Regions from separate parts of the Homo sapiens genome. Here region 2 is linked to region 1. Evidence: chromatin loops called from intact Hi-C (ENCODE). Cell type or tissue: heart right ventricle. All regions are shown on one strand. Each heading gives the region's core, and the rest is flanking DNA. Links, peaks and the distances in the headings are about the cores only. Region 1 has its middle 6.3 kb from the start of ALLC. Region 2 holds the start of COLEC11 (collectin subfamily member 11).

What was found. Hi-C counts contacts between places; a loop is a spot of excess contacts. Peaks named below come from ENCODE experiments on the same cell type or tissue, not always from the same donor. Only the 100,000 strongest peaks of a DNase experiment are listed, where the experiment ranks them.
Region 2: it touches region 1 in a loop (7-fold over the local background); 28 of 110 quality-filtered maps call a loop at or near these places.

The regions. Positions count from the first base shown.
Region 1 is chr2:3,646,173-3,657,588 of GRCh38, reverse strand. It overlaps a transcript of ALLC not described here. Among named protein-coding and RNA genes, the nearest start is that of ALLC, 6.3 kb to the left of the region's middle. RefSeq lists enhancers at 5,409-5,648, 4,900-5,648, 5,759-6,038. In heart right ventricle, for the core only: a CTCF peak has its summit at 6,421 (motif pointing right); DNase peaks (open chromatin) are centred at 5,403, 5,888 and 6,418; H3K4me3 peaks cover 1,034 bases; H3K27ac peaks cover 1,019 bases.
Region 2 is chr2:3,588,470-3,599,885 of GRCh38, reverse strand. COLEC11 (collectin subfamily member 11) reads right to left here and starts at 4,774. Exons shown (of 7, transcript NM_024027.5): 1 at 4,718-4,774. In heart right ventricle, for the core only: a CTCF peak has its summit at 4,779; a DNase peak (open chromatin) is centred at 4,855; H3K4me3 peaks cover 1,806 bases; H3K27ac peaks cover 1,217 bases.

The DNA.
Region 1 (11,416 bases), core at 2,199-10,198:
GTTGCCTTGCTTCACCACAGCCACCCTGCGGGGCAAGCTATCCACTCTGCAGATGAATCAGCTGGGGCCTTGAAGGCAGGAAAGCCACCCGAGGTCACCTGCGCAGGGAGGGACTGAGCTGGAACCAGAACCCAGCACAGCAGATGGCGCGCACAGGGGCCCTTGGGGCTCCAGAAAGACAACCTGCGTCCCAGGGAGATCCATCACCCACACGCTCCTTTTTCCTTCCTGGGTTTTCTTTCCCCAGGGCCTGACCGGCCTTCTCCTCCTGAACTCCAGCTTTCCCAGAGGAAAGCAAAGCCATTTGAAAGGCCGGCTCAAGGCCACCTCCAACTGAGAACCCCACCCCCAACCCCAGCCCGTCTCTCAGCCCCGCCACCCAGCCGTAGTTAGGATGCGTCCAGCGCCTGTTGTCTGATCTCAGCTCGCCCGGCCTTTGAGTCCATGTTTACACATCTGTCTGCCCATCCAGATGAAATTCTTTAAGAACGAAACCACATCCTATGCTGCCTTCCATAGCTGACTGTATTTTAATGAATTAATGCACGTGGCTTCGTCCCTGGCAGTTCTTGTCAGCCGTGACTTCCCCGCCACAGCAGTGCAGTGCCCCCGCTCGCCGCCTCGGATCAGTCACAAAGCTCACGGTGCGGAGAACAGAAGGGCCTATTTTTATCCTCGTGGTTTCGCTAAGCCTAGGCTGTGGCACCGATAAAGCCATGGAAGAAGGCACCCTGACCCCTGCCCTCCACACCCTGACCTCTGCCCTCCACACCCTGACCCCTGCCCTCCACACCCTGACCTCTGCCCTCCACACCGAGCTGGCTCCTACAATCTAATGTGCTTCCAAATCACCTACGAGCTGGTTAAAGTGCAGATTCTGACGCTGCAGATTTGAGATACGGCCTGAGGCTTGAGATTTCTCCAAGCTCCAGGGCGATGCTGGGGCTGCTGGGCCATGGCCAGAGGTTGAGCACAGGGCTCTGCCAGCTAGCTGCCCCATCCGACGTGGCAGCCACTAGCTATGCTAAATTCAATACTTCTCTAACGCTAAAATCAACTTAATTTAGTGAAGTTAAAAGTTTGGATGCTCTGTCTTATGAGGTAAGTTTCTAGTGCCCAACAGCCACATGCGGCAGAGGCGACAGGCTGGGCTGCACAGCTACAGAACTTTCCATCGTGGCACAGCAGACGTCCTGTGGACCCATCTGTGGGGCGGGAGGAGAACAAGAGCTGGCAGAGAGGTGGTCCCAGAGCAGTGGCCTGAGCCAGACGTGAGGCTGTTCTCGGAGCTCCGTAGGGGCTTCAACCCTCCTGCCTTGGTCCTGCCAAGACATGAGGATTCTCATGGAAAGGGCTGGAGCACCCTCAGAATAATGCCGCCATCCCCGGCCTCCCTGGGCTCCCAGGAGGCAAGGAGATCAGCCTGCGATGATGGAGGTGCTGGCTGCCTGGACGGGCTCCTCCCGACCCCTGCGCAGCCCCTGGCTGAAGTGGGTGTCCCGCTCACTAGGTGGGGACCTGATGTTGAGGAAATGTCCACTCTTCAGGCACAACAACCTCCCACCTCTTCCTCCCCCCGCCCCATTCCACTGGGAGCTCGCTGGCTCTGCTGACAGCAGGCTACCCACATCCCCCACCGGAGCGGGCAACAGGCTTTGCAGCGCTCCAGCAGAAGCACAGGGCAGCGCTTAGGGGCTCCAGCAGAAGCACAGGGGCAGAGCTCAGGGGCAATGCTCGAGGCTTGTCTTATGGCTCCAGCTGCAAGAGGCCAGTGGTTTCCTTAATGCTGTCCCTTTAATTAGGCAAATACTTAAAACTTGTCATTCTAAGGCTGGGCACAGTGGTCCATGCTTATAATCCCAGCACTTCGGGAGGCTGAGACGGGAGGATCCCTTGAGCCCAGGGGTTTGAGACCAACCTGGGCAACACAGTGAGACCCCATCTCTGAAAAACAAAAGTTTTTTAATTAGACAAGCATGATGACACACACCTGTATTCCCAGCTACTTGGGAGGCTGAGGTGGGAGGATCGCTTGAGCCCAGCAGTTCAAGGCTACAATGAGCTGTGATCGCACCACTGCTCTCCAGCCTGGGCAATAGAGTGAGACCCTATCTCAAAAAACAAACAAACAAACTAGTCATTCCTTTGACAGTCACATAAACTGTGCATGTTTTCCATGTTGCCCACCCTCATACAACACTCCTGGGACACATGTGCCAGCCTGGGTAGGGCAACTTCAAGGTGCTGGGCCCCCTCCACCTGCATCCACGCCCCATTCTTCTCCCCGAATGTGGGTGGAGCCCAGTGGCTCACTTCTGGTGAACAGGACACAGCAAAGGTGATGGGTGTCACTTTCCAGGTGAAGTTCCGGAAGCCTGTGACTTACGTCTTGACCCCTGCCCCTGCCTTTTCTCCTTTATTGCCCTGAAGGAGCAGCTGTCATGGTGCAACCTGCCCTGCAGAGAGGCCAGCAGCCAGCACGGAGCTGACCCCACCAGTGACCTGGGGAGTGCACGAGGAAGCAGTTCCTGTCCGCAGAGGGAGGAGAGTAGCCCACGGACACCTCGACTGCAGGCTGAGAGAGGGTCCAGGGAGCGGCTCAGGCACTGACCACAGACACAGGGAGGTCACGGATGCTGCTTTAAGCCTCTAATTCGTGCTAACTTGCTGTGCCGCATTACACAGCCAATGCAAAGCGCTTCTTTATCCATGGCAACCTTCGCCTGAAAACAGTCATGCGGTCCTCTTTCTGCGCCTTCCAGGCAGAGTTGCAAATGCCCTGTCTGTGACACGACCCCAGGGAAATGGGGCATGAAGTCCAGAACTGACTGAGAATACGTTTCTTCCACTCAGCTGAAGGGAAACACGCAGAAAAGACAGTCACGTTTCCTGCACACCTGAGGGTTCACTGAGAGTCACACGCACTGACTGTGTCATCCCAGAGCTTCTGGCAGTGTCTGGCTCGTGACAAGTGCTCAGGGAGTGTGTCTTGAGCTCTTCAGCTTCCATCAGATGATAACCTGAATGTGTGGGTCAGATGAACTAGCTTTCATCTAGAAAAAGCACAACCCTAAGGAGCAAGCTTGGGCAGCCTCCTAGACGGCCCCAGCAATCCTCACCTCCTGGCACTCATACGTTGGTAAATCCCTTCCATGCTGAGCAGGACCACCCAGTGCAACCAGCAGGGCCTTACAGAAATGGCAGAGCGTGGTTCCGAGGCTGCGCCATCAAAGCCACTGCAGCCGTTGCTTTTCCTCCCGTGTGGGGGATGCAGCCACAGTCGCAGTCCACCGCCTCTCCTCACGCTCACACCTCTTTACAATGTGACTTTGCAGGTTCTCCCATCAAGGGCTCTTGGATCACTCACATGGAGGGAAGCCAGCTGCCTTGTCATAGGGTCATGCAGCAGCCCTCTAGAGAGGCCCACATGGCAGGATCCAAGTCCTCCTGCCAACAGCCAGCAATAACTCGCAGGCATGTGAGCAAACCACCTTGGCAGCTGATCCTCTGGCCCAGTCAAGCCTTCAGATGAGACCGTGGCACCAGCAGATATCTTGAGTGCAATCTCTTGAGACTCCTTGAGACAGAACCACCCAGCAAAGCTGCTCCCAAGCTCCTGGGTCACAGGAACCATGCAAGCTAAGATCTATTAATCGTGGGATAATTCGTTACACAGCCATAGATGATAAACCCCAGCAGGGAAGCCTGATGGGGGATGAGGGATGAGAAAGGCTTAGAATAAGACTGAGGGCTGCAGCACAGGGGTAGCAGGAGCGGGAAAGATACACAGGACATGTTGGAATAGGCTTGGCCCTCACCAGAGTCTTCCCTCAGCTCTGCCACGCACCATCATGGCCCACGGGATGAGGGAAACGAGGTGAGCTTGAGGTCATCAAGGATGAGCAGAGCATCTCGGTGTGGTCTGGCAGCACCCTCGTGGTACCTGAGCCCAAGAGCAATGCCAGAAACTGTCTTCTCGACACCCACTGCTGCCACAATCCCCCAACAAACTGTGATGGAATTTTTTAGCAGAAGGACCTACCCCAGCTCACAGTGCCTGACACACCTTCAGGGAAAGCGGCAAGGGCTGGATCGTAGCTGGCAGGACGCAGGTCCACTTGGGCCACCAGGCCTTCAGTTCAACACATGCCCAGTCCTTGCCGGTCACCTGGAGTGGCCTTCCCTCTCCTCTCCAAACCCTGCCACAATGGATGTCTGTCCTGATTCTGGCCACATCTGAACTTCCTTCACACAAGTGGCAAACTGCAAACGTGGCCACAGTCCCTCACACCCCTGTGCAATGGAACTCCACAGCTTCTCCCATCATGGGCAGAGTCTATTTCCTGACCCCTGGGCTCACCTCATGACCAACTTGGGGCACAGAAGGAGACAGAGTGATGCTCCAGCTCTGAGTGGAGGCTTCGGGGGGCCCCGTGTGCACCCACTCTTTTTGAAGCAGCGCCAAAATGCTGCTGCCACCCTGCAGACATGTTCAGGCCAGTTACTTGAAGTGAGAATCTGCAGGCTGCAGACAGGCCTCCCAGCTGATGCACTGGAGACCAGCCACCCCACCAGCTACCCAGAGACACCAGAGTGAGCCCAGCCAAGACCATAACAACTGCCCAGCTTAGCTCAGTCCAAATTGCTGACTACAGAGTTAAGATTAATGGTTAAATGGATGGTTATTATTTAAAATCACTAAGTTTTGGCCAGGCGTGGTGGCTCACGCCTGTAATCCTAGCGTTTTGGGATGCTGAGCCAGGCTGATTGCCTGAACTCAGGAGTTCAAGACCAGACTGCGCAACACGGTGAAACCCCATCTCTACTAAAACACAAAAAATTAGCCGGGCATGTGGCACACGCCTATAGTCCCAGCTACTTGGGAGTCTGAGGCAAGAGAATCCCTTGAACCGGGAGGCTGCAGTGAGCCGAGATCACGCCACTGCATTCCAGCCTGCTAAACGAGCGAGACTCCATTTCCAAAAAAAAAAAAAAAAAAAAAAAAAAATCACAAAGTTTTGGGGTGGTTTGTTACACAACAAAAGCTAACTGATATACGCTGTTTGGGATATCTCCATCCTTAGGAAACACATTTTCTTCCCACCATAGAAATGGAAAAATATGTGCTTCCCAGCCTCCTTTGTATCTAAGGCATGGACGCCTACAAAGCTTCCATGTAGAATTGTGCGGATTGTAGCTCTATGAATAGTGGCTCTGGATTTGTGCAGTGCACAACCTGTGCAGGCCCACAAAATGGCCCCGAGCTCTAGGTACCAGACAGACCGGCCCCCAGGCTCTGCACAGGAAGCTAGTGAAATGCAAACACAGCAGCACAGCCGCTTCCATAGCAACAGCGGGCAGCCTAGCAACCACCCGCACCTGCTGCTGGCAGCCGAGGGGCCCTTGCAGGTCGTGGTGGGCGGCACAATCCATGGGCTTTGTTCCCTTCCACACGCACCGAGGCGGGGCTCCGGGCCTCCCAGAATTCCTGCGAGCTCCCAAAACGCTTTCAACAAATTCCCTTTGTGCTTAAATTAGCCCGACTGCGATTTTCCTGCTTGCAACTAAGAAACGTGTGGTTCTTGGTTCCGAACTGCTGAGCTGAGCCGGGTTGCGTCTGGTGACCTCAGCCCTCACCGGCCACAGACCCTGATGGGCCCACAGGGGAAGCGAAGGGCACGGTTTCCATGCAGTGACCTTGAGTTGCCTTCTACGGCGTGGGCAGAGCGCGAGAGCAGTTTCAGGCCTAAGGGAGGAGCATCCGGATGAATAGCTGCCCGCGAATAAGGACGATTGAGAGCCACGCGACATCTGTCAGGGATCTCGTCCTGCCCCTGAAGAAACGCCGGGCATGTTTCCCGCCTCCCCGGCCGATGGAGCTCCGCATGGGGTTGGCCCAGCCTCCATCCAGAGTTCGTCTTTGCCATCAACGGCCAAAGTGACCTTTCTTTCTCCTGACTGCTCTTTCGGTCGTCAGGTCTACGTGGCTGCTGTCACCGCAGGGACACAACGTGGGTGCCACTGAGGATGAGAACTCACGCGGAGCGAGGCCGGGTGCTTTCTGAAGAGTCTGACACCTCGGCCTCTGCCTCCTGCTCCCGCCTGCTCTTTGTCCTTTCTACGCCTTTAACTCGTCTCCCTTCCTAACACACACACACACACACACACACACACACACACACACACACACACACACACACACACACACACACACACACACACACACACACACACACACACACACACACACACACACACACACACACACCCCCCCCACCCACCCACCCACCCAAAAAGAATTCCCGCAAGCATCGGCGGCCTGAGCGCCCTCCGTGGCTCTGCAAACCTCCCCGCGCCTGTGTGGGCGCCGCCGTCCTCGTCCTCTTTTCCCACTAGATGGCAGTATGGAGCCACGGATCCGCCGCCACCGCCGGGCAGCCCCAGGCTGTGTGTCTGCGCTCATCCATCTCAGCCCACGCTTCAGAGGGCTCTGAGAAATACACGCGTGCCAGCTCTCCGGTCATGCCTCAATGCAGCACCTAATAAATCCCGGCTCTCTCCTTAACCAAACCGTTTCCCTCCTACTTTGCAGATCAGATTCTGCAGTCTACACAATAGGTCTCCTCCTCGGAAGTTATGGGAATAAAATCAGGGTAATGGTTCTGACTTCAGGCCCAGTGTTTATAGCCCCTCACGTTTGCTTTAAAGCAAGCATAATCCTACACTGCTGAATTAACCAGGTACAAAGAAAGGCCCCGTGCGCCTTCACTGTGCCTGCTATTAACACAGACTCCCCTCCATGAAGCCTGGTGGAGGGTCTGCAGGGTGGGGACTGCGTGACAGTGGGTACCCACATGGGAGGGGTAGTGTGGAGGCAGAGGTGTTTGTACCCAAGCTCCTCGCCTGTATGGGAGTAAACTGAGCCCCAGACAAGTGCGAGACGCCCCAGGAGCAGAGCATCTGGAAGGGAGGTGCACGCACTGCTGACCCCCACAGAACTATGGGGCAGGTGGCTGCCAGGGCCCACATGTTCACCGGGCCGAGGGGCTTCAAGGTGCTGCTGGGGCTGGAGCTGCAGCTGCCCGCTTGCCCAGGCCTCACCAGGCTTCCACCTGACAGTCACCGTGGTGCGCTGTTTCTCTCACTCAGTAGCCAGCAAACAGCGCTCAGCATCAGTCCTGGCAAGGCAGGCTGCCTGGGTCAACTCAGGGGCCATCAGCCCGGTGGCCGGCCACAGACAGGGAATCCTGGCTGCCCCGAGAGCCCTGTGGATGCCACTCCGGCCCCCAGGAGGAGCAGTGGGAGCTCCTGCAGGAACCTGGAACAGGGCTTTGCTATCTAATTCCCTAAACCCCAGAACCCAGAGAGTGTTCCCTCCTCCAGGAGGTGTCCCGGCTTCCTCTGCCCTCTCAGCCAGCGCTGCCCTCTTCCCTTCCAATTGAGGGCACTGTGCAGCCAGTGCCGAACGGCTCTTGTTTTCTGCAAGAATCAGACATAAGAGGGGAGAAAGGGGTGAAGACCCACAGATGACGGCTCCGTGCCTTCCAGGGCACTAATGCATCACGTCCAGTTCCTCACAGAACAAATTTGGAAAACGTCTTAGACGCTGCTGAACAGCTGTAGCTGGGGAAGCTACGGGCAGCAAGTCCTCGAATTGTTTCATCCAACCTTGCTTCGTTGTAACACTGATGAGGAAAAACACTGAATCCCAGCTGGGGCCGCTGTCTGTGGCGTCTGTTTGTTCTCCCCATGTCTGCGTGGGTTGTCTCTGGGCACTCTGGTTTCCTCCCGCGTCCACACGTGTGCACGTGAGTCCCTGGTGTGTCTGCCCGGTCCCTGTGTGAGTGCGGGTGTGTTGCCCTGCGATGGGACAGCGTCCTCTCCAGGGCTGGAGCCCACCCTGCACCCTGAGCTGCCAGGTCAGGCGTGGGCCACCCGCACCCCTGAACCAGAATCACTGGGTAACATGGATCTTATTTCTATTAATCTTTCTTAAATGTATGTGTAAACCACATTTACTTCAGTATTTAATATTAGAAGTGTTTGGGGGCCGGGCGCGGTGGCTCACGCCTGTAATCCCAGCACTTTGGGAGGCCGAGGCGGGTGGATCACGAGGTCAGGAGATCGAGACCATCCTGGCTAACACGGTGAAACCCCGTCTCTACTAAAAATACAAAAAATTAGCCGGACGTGGTGGCGGGCGCCTGTAGACCCAGCTGCTCAGGAGGCTGAGGCAGGAGAATGGCGTGAACCCAGGAGGTGGAGTTTGCAGTGAGCCGAGATCGCACCACTGCACTCCAGCCTGGGCAATAGAGCGAGACTCCGTCTCAAAAAAAAAAAAAAAAGAAGTGTTTGGGGTCTTTTTTCGAAGTCTGGTGATGACCCTGTGACCAGAATGACACCCTAGGCACTTCAGTCTTGCTCATTAACGCGCCCATTGTGGAACTGGTTTCATTAACTGCCATTTCACCCAAGCCTGCCATTTCCAAGAACCTATGACGTGTGTTGCCGTTTCTATGAACCCGTCTACGGCGTGCATGAGAACGTACTGTCCTGGGCTATGTTCACCACTGCCTGGCACCCAGGCTTCTCTACGGGGCCAGGTACTCAGTACTCAACACCCAGTACTCTGCCACGCCGACCGCCCTACACACATCGTGTCATGTAATCCTCACAAGGCCCCAGTGGGAGGCATGAAAATCATTCACTCCACCAATGAGGAAACTGAGGCTTAGGATGTTTCTGTAACTTCATGAAGATCACACTGTCACTTGAAGTCGTGTCCCAGCCTGGGACACAGCGGGTCGTGTGATGCGCTGGTGGAAGAGGCGGCCGTCTGCCCACATGGATTTGCAGGAGGACAGGGGTTGGTGTTGGAGCAGAGAATGGGGGGCAGTGGACAGCCTACAGCCCCGTGGACACTTGGACAAAGATGCTGTGGGCAGCCCTAGGGGAATGGAGGCCCAGCTGGCAGGCCTTCCCTGTGGCCAGGAGTCCGCACATGGAAGCAGAGTCTCCACCCACTCTGTGGGCAGCACCCCAGACCCTGCAGGATCCCCGAGGCCAGCAGCACCTCCAGGACTGGTGGACCTGGGGCAGCCAGGGAGGCTTTGTGGGCAGTGGATGCCGCCGTGCAGGTGAGGAAGAGCCAGCCAGCCTCACATGCACAGAGCTGACACCCTATGTGTGCACGAGAGCTTTGCCAGTGTCAGGAGCGTCTTGGCTCCCCCAGCCTGGGCAGAGCAGCCTCGAGCATGTGAAAGCCTCATCAAAGACAGATGGGAAGACATGCTTTCCTGTGTGACTGGGAGACGTGTCAGGGAGAAGCCACTCCACATAATGAATAAGACTCATCCATTAAAATAATTACCTCTGCTCCTTAATGGGGGGAGAAATGGAAAAGAGGACAAACCTCTCTAGGCCAAAGAGCTCTCCTGCTCCCATCCTGAGGGCCCAGACTCATCACTAGCACAGGAGTGGGAGAGGCTGCCAGGGCTGCCGGGCTCCCTGGCGCTGCTGTCCCCAGGACACCCACTGCCCATTGCCCCACACCTGCCCACTGCACCATCATCAGCAGAGCCTGGTCTCTCCTCTCCTGCCTGTAACTCACAGGCCCAGACTTGGCATTGGATTGGTTATCAAATTTGTAAGTGCAGCCATTCAACCTCCAGGTCTGTTTCTCCCCTACAGATAGGGTCTCACCGGCGCACATCAAGGTGCAGTCAAGGAGCCTGACCGCAGCTGGGTTGCGAGAGTGAAGGCTGAGACAACGCTAGTGTCCATCAGGAGAGGATGCGTTAGTGATCACCAGGGAGTGAAGGCTGAGACAACGCTAGTGTCCATCAGGAGAGGATGTGTGAGTTACCCCCAGGGGCATCAGGAGAGGATGTGTGAGCAACCCCCAGGGGCATCAGGAGAGGACGGGTGAGCGACCCCCAGGGGCATCAGGAGAGGACGGGTGAGCGACCCCCAGGGGCATCAGGAGAGGACGGGTGAGCGACCCCCAGGGGCATCAGGAGAAGATGGGTGAGCGACCCCCAGGGGCATCAGGAGAAGATGGGTGAGCGACCCCCAGCGGCATCGGGAGAGGATGGGTGAGTAACCCCCAGCGGCCACACTCTGGAATACTCTGCGGCAGGATGGGAGAAGCAGGCAGGCCCCATGGGCAGCATGGGAATTGCCCCAAGACAGGTTGCTGATGAAGAAGGTGAGAAAGAATGCCCACCCCCGAGGCATTCTCCAGATACGTTTTAATCGTGTGTGTATGTGTGTGTGTGTGAGTGTGTGCATGCTCTTGAAAAAGGCCTAGAAAGACTGACCCTCAACTAGAGCAAAGTTGACTGAAGTAAAGGAGGATTTTTGCTTCTTAGACGTATGTGTGTGTCGCGTTGAACATATTACCAATTACATTCACATGGTCCCTGTGTCATCACACGCGCAACCCCTGCAGCCTGTCTGGGGCCCTATATTTCAAGGCCACCTCAGCGAACCAGAGAGTTCAGAGGCAATGGGGGGATGAGGGGTGCGGGGGCTGAGGGAGTGGCTCTGCGTCCTCACGGGGATGATGGACAGCAGGGCACAGCCTGTGAGACCAGAAGTGGGGACCACTGAGGACTTGCCCATTCAGTGAGATGACCTGCTCAGTGACAACCCTCCCCACACACAGCCTGGCCCCCCAACACACAAACACAGCAGCATCCCCCAATTCTTCAGCTATACTCCAGGCATTGTTGGAACTGCCACACAGAAAACCATGGGTCTGACAGAGTCAGAAACGGAGAAATATTCAAACTGACTGCTTAGTAAATGAATGCATGGGTGAGCAGATAGAGGGGTGAGTTAATGGCTGCAGTAGCTTGTAAGCACCAGAAGGATATACGCACCAGTAGGAAGACTCCATCTCTCATACACAGAGTCTGCGCCAATGAAGCAAAAGCCTGGTCGCTCTGACGGGCTCCCTTCCAGCAGGCGAGGCAGCGGCACCTGCTTCTCCAGCTGTACATCATTCCCTGGAACCTGCTCCATGAAGACAAGGTGCTCCTCTTCCCATCCAAACAAACCAGGGACCACTCAGGTCCGGAATAAACTTGTTTGCTATGTCCTTCCAATGAGATGAGAATTAAATTCAAGGAGATATCAAGAAATTCCTGTCAAGAACTGTGAAAGGCCTGAGATTTTACCCTACTTACAGTCCCAGGTTCATGGGTGCTGGCTGAAGACATGAGACTTCTGGGTCAGAGATAAAGGACTTTGTTACTTACAGCAACAGCCATAGCTGGGGTATTGGCATTTCTGCACCAGTATCCTGGGCTCCACTCCCTTCAGGGGTTCAGGAAGAAGGCAGACAGCACCCGCACATGCAGTGGGTCCGTTACAGGGAGGACCCTTGAGCCTAGGGAACCCGGTTCTTCTCTAG
Region 2 (11,416 bases), core at 1,465-9,464, 57 kb after region 1:
TGTAGTTGTAGCTTATGGATTATCTAATCTTATTAAGGCAGACTGCATGCCACTGACGGGTGCTGGGAGAGGAAGGGCACAGCTGGTGGCGTGGAGCTCACCCTCATGACTGTGGGGCCAGTAGGCCAGTGCTTGCCTCCCTGGGCCATGGAGGGGCCATGGCACTGCCCAGAGACCTCCCGGGACTTGGCATCCTGAGGGCAGTGGGTGAGGGACAGCTACAAATCCACTGAACCACTTACCAGCACCTTGGCCACACCACATGCCGTTTGCAAGCCCCTCCCCTTCTCTTAATATGGAGATAGGCTATTTGAAGGGATTGCAGCGGTAATTAATGCGTGTGGCACCGTGACCCAGTGTGGCACATAGCAAATGCTCACCAAATGGCAGCTCCTGATCCTACTGTGATCACATGCATGGGCTCCCAGTCCAGGGAAAGGGCTAGAAGCCAGGGTTCCTCATCTGAGAATGCCTGTCCCCCGCACAGTGCCTCTGCGTCAGTCAATTCTCCCGCAGAATGGGTACAGGGAAACCCGTTTCCATTCAGTGCCGTCCTGTGGTGTGGGTCATCGCGCACCAGATGAGGACCTGGCTTCTTCCTGCAGAGCCCCTTACAGAAATGACTTTGTAAAGGACAGGGGTACAGAACGTCCACTGGGTTGGAGGAAAATAACTCCCATACACTGCACAGAGATCAGCACCATCACGCACTCGTCACAGATGAGGAAGCCAAAGAAAAGAAAAATTAAGAACGCTTCCCAGCATTGCGTAACCAGTGTGTGGTGAGGGTGGGACTGAAATCCAGGGCTTCCCAGCACTGTTGGCTGTTTCCTCTTTCTGCCCGACTACCCTCTCCCCATGCATCAAAGGAAGGGCTCACCTTCCTCCTTCAGTCACGATGTAAGGGATTTTTAAAAATAGGTTTTTGATGGAGAGAACAAGGAGCCAATATACGTTGTATACCAAATGTGGACACATATCTGATTTAATTCCCAAAACAACCTTGTACCTTATTACAGTTCCTCACTCTAAAGACAATGCAATATGGAAAGTTGAACAATCGGCCCCAACTCCACCACCAGGCCACGCAGCTGGGCACTCCGCCTGCAGCCTCCTCTCCACACCCCGCACCCACGGCCCGCCTCCAGCCTCCTCTCCACACCCCTCACCCACGGTCCGCCTCCAGCCTCCTCTCCACACCCCTCACCCGCTGCCTGTGCCCACACCCTTCTCCCCTGTGCTCACGCGGATATTAGAACAATAAGGGCAACCGAAAAGCGGAAACCCAGGACCCCACCAGCTGACTTCACTCCTCCCACCTTCCTTGTTCGCTGCCAGGCTTGGGTCCACATGCAAGTGATCTGTGCAAGCTACAGCTTCGTAAAGGTCTCTGGGCACGCAGAAGCCTGCAGTTTAGCAGGCACCAAACTGAGTGAACAAGTGAATGAGTAAATAAAGGAACAAACAACAGAACGAAAGTTCACAATTGCATCGCAAATAGAGCCTTCTGCTCTTCTCCTCGTGGTGTTTCCGTGTTTCCAAATCTTTATTATATCTAATGTCTACACAGTATTTCCAGGGCAGGCAGTCTGCAGACGTGGGTTACTGCCCTGCTGTCATTGTCCTGAAATTCCTAATAATGTTGAAATGGGCCAAGCACAGTGGCTCACGTTTGTAATCCCACCACTTTGGGAGGCCGAGGTGGGTGGATCACCTGAGGTCAGGAGTTCGAGACCAGCCTGGCCAACATGGTGAAACCCTGTCTCTACTAAAAATACAAAAATTAGCTGGGCATGGTGGCGGGTGCCTGGAATTCCAGTGACTCGGGAGGCTGAGGCAGGAGAATCGCTTGAACCCGGGAGGTGGAGGTTGCAGTGAGTCGAGATCACACCACTGCCCTCTAGCCTGAGTGATAAGAGTGAGACTCAGTCTCAAAAAAATGAAATAAATAAAATAAAATAAAAATAAAAAATACAAAAATAATGTCAAAACAAGGGGCACCACAAGGTTTGTAGCCAGACGTGCTGGTCCACTGGGCTCATAACCGTAGTCTCCCCGGCTCCTGCCTCAGCAGCAGTATTTTGGCTCCTTGTGGTATGTGGCTTCTGAAAGCAATAGTAAACTCTTCCTCCCCACCCACTCAGTACGCAAGTCGAACCTCACTTCTCAGTGTTTGCTGGATGCAAACTGGGTTTAGTTTTTTTTTTTTTTAATGTCTCAGGAATCAAAGGCTGACATGGGAATTTCCCCTCTAGCTAGAAGTGATTCTGTTCAGGTATAACCAGGTGTTCAGCAAGGCTTTTACTGCCCTCACTCCGCAGATGTCCCAGGAGTGGCTTCAACAAAGATCAGGCTCCGTCTCCCAAGAAAAGGGGTGAGTAGTGAGCAGAGAAACCCAGAGCAGCCCAGGCAGGATTTCTCGTGCCTTCACTCACACTCATCTGCTGATCCCAGAGCAGCCCAGGCGGGATTTCTCGTGCCTTCACTCCATTCATCCGCTGACCCCGGAGCAGCCCAGGTGGGATTTCTCATGCCTTCACTCCATTCATTCACTGACACCAGAGCAGCCCAGGTGGGATTTCTCGTGCCTTCACTCACACTCATCTGCTGATCCCGGAGCAGCCCAGGCTGGGATTTCTCGTGCCTTCACTCCATTCATTCACTGACCCCGGAGCAGCCCAGGCCGGGATTTCTTGTGCCTTCACTCCATTCATTCACTGACCCCGGAGCAGCACAGGCTGGGATTTCTTGTGCCTTCCCTCACTTCACTCATCCACTGATCCCCGGAACAGCCCAGGCTGGGATTTCTCATGCCTTCACTCGCTCCACTCATTCACTGACCCCGCTGCCCATTCACAGAGTTTCTGTCCACTTTCCTGCGAGGGGCCCCAGCTAGGCCTATGGGCACAAAGGAGGCACAGGCCCTGCAGCGGGGCGCTCTCAGACGCACAGCAGGAACCAGGGCAGGTAGGCACAGGGTGAGGGCACCCAGGCGCCCGAAGGAGTCTCTGCTTCCCAGAGGTCTCGCCCTCTGACTGCCTTCTTAGAAGAGGAATTCCATTTTGTAAACGGAGAAGCCACAGCTACCCCCAGGACCTCTTTAAGAACAACATCCTTATCTCCCAGCCAGGGCCCAAGACGCTCAGGGCCCTCCCATCAATGGAAGGGGCAGACTTGACAAGCAGGGGAGAGGGGGTTAAACGTGGAATCCTGAGAGGAAATACATGTTATGAATGAAATAAACAATGGGGCCAGGCCCAGTGGCTCATGCCTATAATCCTAGCATTTTGGGAGGCCAAGGTGGGCAGATCACCTGGTTAGGAGTTCGAGAGCAGCCTGGCCAACATGGTGAAACCCCCCTCTCCACTAAAAAGTACAAAAATTAGCCAGGTGCCATGATGCACACCTGTAATCCCAGCTACTCAGGAAGCTGAGGCAGGATAATCGCTTGAACCTGGGAGGCGGAGGTTGCAGTGAGCCAAGACGGTGCCATTGCACTCCAGCCTGGGTGACAGAGCCAGAGTCCATCTCAAAAAAAAAAAAAAAAATGAAATAGACAATGAGAAAAAATCATGGCTTCAGTTGCCAAACATGCTATTCTACTTTTTCATTAAGTATCTACAGCAAGGCCCAGCATCTTACAGGCACCACAAATACCTCCTAAGAACCACATCCCTGAAGCATGAGGAGGTTCCTCTCACTGGGGACTGCCCCAGCCCCACCGCGGTGTTTCCCTCCCTACAGTGACAGAGCACCTTCTGGGGCAGCCTGGATTCCACCCACAACAGCACACGCTCCTCTTAGCTTCTTACCAAGAGCACAGAGTAAGAAGGCACCTATCCTCTCTTATCTTCCCCCAGCGGTCAGCACATTACCGGTGTGCTCTCTTCTACGGTACATGGATTTTTCAAAATTGTAAACAAAATCGAATAGCTGTGAAAGATTGGGGCAGTGCTCTGCCTACCACAGGCAAAGTGCTTCCCATCAAACCAAAATTCCAGCTATGCACATGAGATGGCTTTAAACGTTCATCTTTAAATTGAGAACGACCACATCACCTCAGCTCTAAAAAGACCGCCAGTTCCTAGCGCAAGGCATCCAGGTAGGAGGCAGCGGCCCTAGGAAACTTTCCTCCTTTCCAATTTTGGAGACAAGATGACCCCACTTGGTTTTAGATGACCCCATCTGAACTCAAAGTCTTTCCCTGGAAAGTTGCCAAAGCAAGGCCCACCTTTCCCCCACCTCTCTGATCCCCGTTCCTGAGCCCAACACAGAGCCACTGGTCCCTGGGGGCAGTCGTGGCTGCTGTCCGCCTGGCCCGTCAGACGCTGCTCAGGCTCAGGAACAATCGTCAGGTTGTGAGACCAGGTACTGCACTGCGGTTTGGAATTAGCGAAGACTGTTTAGCCCCCTGGGCCTTGGGCTGTTTGAAATCTGCCACCCAAGAGGGTGACTCCATCATCCAGCACCTCTCATGGGTCGGATCCCATCTCATCAATAGGCTCCACGAATTTCCGCCATGAACTAATCAAACTTTGGAACTCTGGTGCCAGATTTATTGAGACTCAATCTTTTGCCTGGATCTAGGGACAGATTCCCATCCTCCTCGCTCAGCAGGAGCCCACCTCGCGCCCAGTTTGGAAGCCTGCCTGCCTCCCCTCTGCACTGTCATAGCCCCGTGAAACCCTCAGCTGCAGCCCCGGGCAGAGTCTCCTACCTGAGCACGCGCTAGGCGAACGGGGCGTCCTGCCCGTCGCTGGCCCGCGAGGACACTGCCCCCAGGCGCCTCATGGCTGCTATTTAGAGAGGCGGCCGCAGTCCCAGGCGCAGGGAGAAGCCTCGGCCCGGGCCATCAGACAGCCCAGCAAATCAGGCCGCCCGGCCGCAGCGTTATCTCGGGGAGCTTCCTGTCTGCGCTGCGTCCACCGTCCTGCCTGGGGAGTGTGGGAACGCCTGGAACTCCCTGAGGCCGGCTTTGGGGTGGGGGGCAGGACCCTCCTGGAGATGCCCCTGCTAACTCTCCAACCCGAACATCCCAATTTTGTTTCTTTTTTGGCTTTCTCTTCTTTCTTTTCGTTTTTTGAAAAAATAAGCATGACTACTGTGGAAATTCAAAAGAGCATAAAGAGGAGGGACGCTCATCACCTGGCACCAATCAGACAGAAACGAGGGCAGCTGACTGATCTCCTTTCCTTTGTTCATATGGGATTTCGCTTCAAAAGTCAGCAAGAGCTTGACCACGGCCTGTGGAGACCTGGCCACACGTGAGTCCGGAAACTCACTCTACGCATTTAAGTTTCATTTAAAGGCAAGTTTCATTTAATGCCAGAAACAAATGTTAGTCAGGGGCTGGACAGATCCAGCTTCTATGCAGCCCGAATCTTGCATGTTTTGGGGGATAGCGGAACCTTCTTTAAGAAAAAGATACATATAAAATTACAATCATAAGAAGCTAGGTTCAAAGGTGAATATTTATTTAGACTGAGAAATCATAAAATAAAACTGTAAAAACACAAATTCCACACACATAATAAAATTAAGGAAAAATAATGGATTCTTTATTTAAAACGTATTATTGAAGTTATACATAAATTTGACAACTTAGACAAAATGAACCACTTCTTGAAAACACGAACTACAACATGCCCAGCATGAAACAGATAATTCAACAGCCCTATGCCAAGGAAGGGAATTGAACTTGCAATTTAAACGCTCCCCAGAAAGACATTTCAGGGCCAGATGGTTTCACAGGAGGGTCTACAAAACGTTTAAAGAAAAATTAACACCAATTCTACACATCCTCTTCCAGAAAATAGAAGAGGAGGGAATATTTACCAATTCATTTTATAAAGTTGATTATTACCCTGATACCAAAACCAGACAAAGACAGAACAAAAACACTATAGACCAATAACCCTCATGAATATAGATGAGAAAATCCTTAATAAAATATTAACAGACAGAATTCAGCAATATAGAAAAAGATTTATCAACTATGACCAAATGGGGTTTCATCCAGGAATGTGAGGCTATGTCAATATTCAAAGCTCCTTTGATAAAAACCCATTAACAAGCTAACAAAGAAAATCAAATGAATATCTCAATTTATATAGAAACAGCATTTGGCATAAACCAACACCTTTCATGATAAAAACTCTCAGAAAAATAGGTGCAGGGGACCTTCCTCAACTTGATAAAGAGCATCTGTCAAAGGCAAAGCCACAGCTAACATCATACTTCATGGGCAAAAATGGAATGTTTCCTTCCTGAGATCAAGACAAGGCAAGGGTGTCCACTCTTACCTCTTACTCAATGCAGTGCTAAAGTTCTAGGCACACCAGCAGGGCCCGAAAAGGAAATAAACAGCATGTAGATTCGAAAAATAAAATAACTCTGTCCCTTGTTGCAGATGACATGGTTGTCTACTTAGAAAATCCCAGAGTCTACAAAAGAGCTCCTGGAAACTATTAAATCAGTGTGACAGGTGACAGGATACAAGGCAAACATTTAAAAAACCAAGTAGGCCAGGCGTGGTGGCTCACACCTGTAATCCCAGCACTTCGGGAGGCCAAGGTGGGAGGATCACCTGAGGTCAGGAGTTAGAGACCAGCCTGGCCAACAAGGCAAAACCCCATCTCTACTAAAAATACAAAAATCAGCCAGGCATGGTGGTACATGCCTGCAATCCCAGCTACTCGGGAGGCTGACGCAGGAGAATCACTTGACTCCGGGAGGCAGAGGGTGCAGTGAGTTGAGGTTGTGCCATTGCACTCCAGCCTGGGTGACAGAGCGAGACTCTGTCTCAAAAAAATAATAAACAATGAAAAACCAAGCAGATTTCTATAAAATAACAATGAACTCATAGACACCAAAATTCAAAATAATATCATTTACAATTGCTTTAAAAAAGGAATACTTAGGTGTAAATCTAACAAAACATATATAGAACTTACATGCTGAAAACTACAAAATGCTGCTGAAAACCTCAAAAAAGATCTGAATAAACAGAGAAACACGTCGTCTTCATAGATTAGGAGACTCACCCCAAGCACAGTGGCTCATGCCTGTAATCCCAGCATTTTGCAGGGCTGAAGTGGGAGGATCACTTGAGTCCAAGAGTTCAAGACCAGCTTGGGCAACATGGTGAAACCCTGTCTCTAACAAAAACAATACAAAAATTAGCCGGGCATAGTAGAATGGTCCCAGCTACTCAGGAGGCTGAGGTGGAAGGATCACTTGAGCCCGGGAGGTGGATGTTGCAGTTAGCTGAGATCGCACCACTGCACCCCAGCCTGGGTGACAGAGTGGGACCCTGTTTCAAAAATAATAAAATGAAAATTAAAAAGTATAGATTGGGAGACTCAACAGAGTAAAAATGTTGATTCTCCCCCAAGTTAATATACAGTACAAGCTTAACACAATTTCTATCAAAATCATAACAATAATTTTTGTAGATATAGACACGGCTATTCTAAAGTGTATATGAAAAGAGAAAGGAACTAGAATAGCTAAAACAATTTTGAAAAAGAATAAAATAGGAGGAATCAGCTCTCCGTCTCCGTCTCCGTCTCCGTCTCCGTCCCCGTCCCCGTCCCCGTCCCCGTCCCCGTCCCCGTCCCCGTCTCCGTCTCCCTCCATGGTCTCCTTCCACGGTCTCCCTCTGATGCCGAGCCAAGGCTGGACGGTGCTGCTGCCATCTCGGCTCACTGCAGCCTCCCTGCCTGATTCTCCTGCCTCAGCCTGCTGAGTGCCTGCGATTGCAGGCGCACGCCGCCACGCCTCACTGGTTTTCGTTTTTTTTTTTGGTGGAGACGGGGTTTTGCTGTGTTGGCCGGGCTGGTCTCCAGCTCCTAGCCGCGAGTGATCCGCCAGCCTCGGCCTCCCGGGGTGCCGGGATTGCGGACGGAGTCTCGTTCACTCAGTGCTCAGTGGTGCCCAGGCTGGAGTGCAGTGGCGTGATCTCGGCTCGCTACAGCCTCCACCTCCCAGCCGCCTGCCTTGGCCCCCCAAAGTGCCGAGATTGCAGCCTCTGCCCAGCCGCCACCCCGTCTGGGAAGTGAGGAGCGTCTCTGCTTGGCCACCCATCGTCTGGGATATGAGGAGCCTCTCTGCCTGGCTGCCCAGTCTGGAAAGTGAGGAGCGTCTCTGCCCGGCCGCCATCCCATCTAGGAAGCGAGGAGCGCCTCTTCCCCGCCGCCTTCCCATCTAGGAAGTGAGGAGCGTCTCTGCCCGGCCGCCCATCGTCTGAGATGTGGGGAGCACCTCTGCCCCGCCGCCCTGTCTGGGATGTGAGGAGCGCCTCTGCTGGCCGCAACCCTATCTGGGAGGTGAGGAGCGTCTCTGCCCGGCCGCCCCGTCTGAGAAGTGAGGAAACCCTCTGCCTGGCAACCGCCCCGTCTGAGAAGTGAGGAGCCCCTCCGTCCGGCAGCCACCCCGTCTGGGAAGTGAGGAGCGTCTCCGCCCGGCAGCCACCCCGTCCGGGAGGGAGGTGGGGGGGGTCAGCCCCCCGCCCGGCCAGCCGCCCCATCCGGGAGGTGAGGGGCTCCTCTGCCCGGCCGCCCCTACTGGGAAGTGAGGAGCCCCTCTGCCTGGCCAGTCGCCCCGTCCAGGAGGGAGGTGGGGGGGTCAGCCCCCCGCCCGGCCAGCCGCCCAGTCCGGGAGGTGAGGGGCGCCTCTGCCCGGCCGCCCCTACTGGGAAGTGAGGAGCCCCTCTGCCCGGCCAGCCGCCCCGTCCGGGAGGGGGGAGGGGGGGTCAGCCCCCTGCCCGGCCAGCCGCCCCGTCCGGGAGGGAGGTGGGGGGGTCAGCCCCCCGCCCGGCCGGCCGCCCCGTCCGGGAGGTGAGGGGCGCCTCTGCCCCGCCGCCCCTACTGGGAAGTGAGGACCCCTCTGCCCAGCCAGCCGCCCCGTCCGGGAGGGAGGTGGGGGGGTCAGCCCCCCGCCCGGCCAGCCGCCCAGTCCGGGAGGGAGGTGGGGGGATCAGCCCCCCGCCCGGCCAGCCGCCCCGTCCGGGAGGGAGGTGGGGGGGTCAGCCCCCCGCCCGGCCAGCCGCCCAGTCCGGGAGGGAGGTGGGGGGATCAGCCCCCCGCTCGGCCAGCCGCCCCGTCCGGGAGGGAGGTGGGGGGGTCAGCCCCCCGCCTGGCCAGCCGCCCCATCCGGGAGGGAGGTGGGGGGTCAGCCCCCCACCTGGCCAGCCGCCCCGTCCGGGAGGGAGGTGGGGGGGGTCAGCCCCCCGCCTGGCCAGCCGCCCCGTCCGGGAGGTGAGGGGCGCCTCTGCCCGGCCGCCCCTACTGGGAAGTGAGGAGCCCCTCTGCCCGGCCAGCCGCCCCGTCCGGGAGGGAGGTGGGGGGGTCAGCCCCCCGCCCGGCCAGCCGCCCCGTCCGGGAGGGAGGTGGGGGGGGTCAGCCCCCCGCCCGACCAGCCGCCCCGTCCGGGAGGGAGGTGGGGGGATCAGCCCCCCGCCTGGCCAGCCGCCCCGTCCGGGAGGTGAGGGGCGCCTCTGCCCGGCCGCCCCTACTGGGAAGTGAGGAACCCCTCTGCCCTGCTTGAAGGCAGCATGCTCGTTAAGAGTCATCACCACTCCCTAATCTTAAGTACCCAGGGACACAAACACTGCGGAAGGCCGCAGGGTCCTCTGCCTAGGAAAACCAGAGACCTTTGTTCACTTGTTTATCTGCTGACCTTCCCTCCACTATTGTCCTATGACCCTGCCAAATCCCCCTCTGCGAGAAACACCCAAGAATGATCAATAAAAAATAAAAATAAAAAATAAAAAATAAAAAAAAAAAAGAAAAAAAAAAAAAAAGAAAAAAAAAAAAGAATAAAATAGGAGGAATCAATCTACCCAATTCTAAGACATTATACAATGGAACAGAACAGAGAACCCGAAACTAGATCTACACCGATACACTCAACTGCTTTCTCACAAAAGTACAAAAGCGATTCAGTGGAGGGAAGACAGCATGTGCCATGAACGGTGTGGAGCAACAGGACGTCCATAGGCAAAAAAGATGAACCCCAATATAAGCCCCACACCTCATACAAAAACTATCTCAAAATAGATCATGGGCTTCAATGTAAAATGTAAACTTACAAAACTTTTAGAAAAAATGGAAGAAAAATCTTCAGGATCTAAGGCTAGGCAAATCATTCTTTGATATTCTAACATCAAAGTACAATCTATAAGAGCAATAACTGATCAATGGAACTTCACCAAAATTAAAACCTTTTGCTCTGCAGAAGACCCCGTGAAGAAAATGCAAAGACAAGCTACAGGATGGGAGGAAGCATCTGTCAGCCACAAATCCAGCAAAGGAGAGTGTCGGGAATATAGAAAGAACTCTCCGAACTTAACAGGAAAATAACAAACTGCCCAAGTAGCAAATGGGCAAAAACATGAAGAGACATTTCACTAAAGAGGATATACAGTCGGCAAATAAGCACATGAAAAGATGTTCAACGCCATTAGCCATTAGAGAAATGCAAACAAAACCCACAGTGAACTATCACGACTTGTCTATCAAGGTGGCTAAAACAAAATCCCAACACCAAATGCTGGCATGAGGGGAAACAGGGGGCAATGTGAAATGGTGCAGCCAGCTGGGTGTGGTGGCTCAGGCCCGTGGTCCCAGCACTCTGGGAGGCTGAGGCGGGCGGATCACGAGGTCAAGAGATCGAGGCCATCCTGGCCAACATGGTGAAGCCCCATCGCTACTAAAAATAAAAAATTAGCCAGTTGTGGTGGCGCATGCCTGTAGTCCCAGCTACTCCAGAGGCTGAGGCAGGAGAATCGCTTGAGCCCAGGAGGCGGAGGTTGCAGTGAGCCAAGATCACACCACTGCACTCCAGCCTGGACAACAGAGTGAGACTCCGTCACAAAAAAAAAAAAAATGAAAGAAAAAAGAAATGGTGCAGCCACGCTGGAAAAGTCCGAGAGTGCCTCAAAAAACTAAACGTACAACCACACTACCACCCAGCAGCTGCACTCTAGGAATTATTCCAGAGAAGTGGAAAGCTGTGTTCACACGCACCGGGGCCGTCCAGTCTTTTGGCTTCCCTGGGCCACATTGGAAGAAGAATTGCCTTGGGCCACACATAAAATACACTAACAATAGTTGGTGAGCAAAAAAAAAAAAAAATCTCACGATGTTTTAAGAAAGCTTACGAATTTGTGTAGGGCCACGTTCAAGCCATCCTGGGCCACATGCAGCCCCAGGGCTGTGGGTTGGACAAGCTTGCTGTACACCAAGGTTTACAGCAGCTTTACCTATAATATCCCAAAACAGGATAATCAGCCTGGACATCCTTCAACAGGTGAATGGTTAAACAGACTGTGGCACATGCCCGCCATGGAACGCGGCCCTGTCACAAAGAGGAACCCACCATAGACCCACGCAGCACCTTGTAGGAACTAGGGACT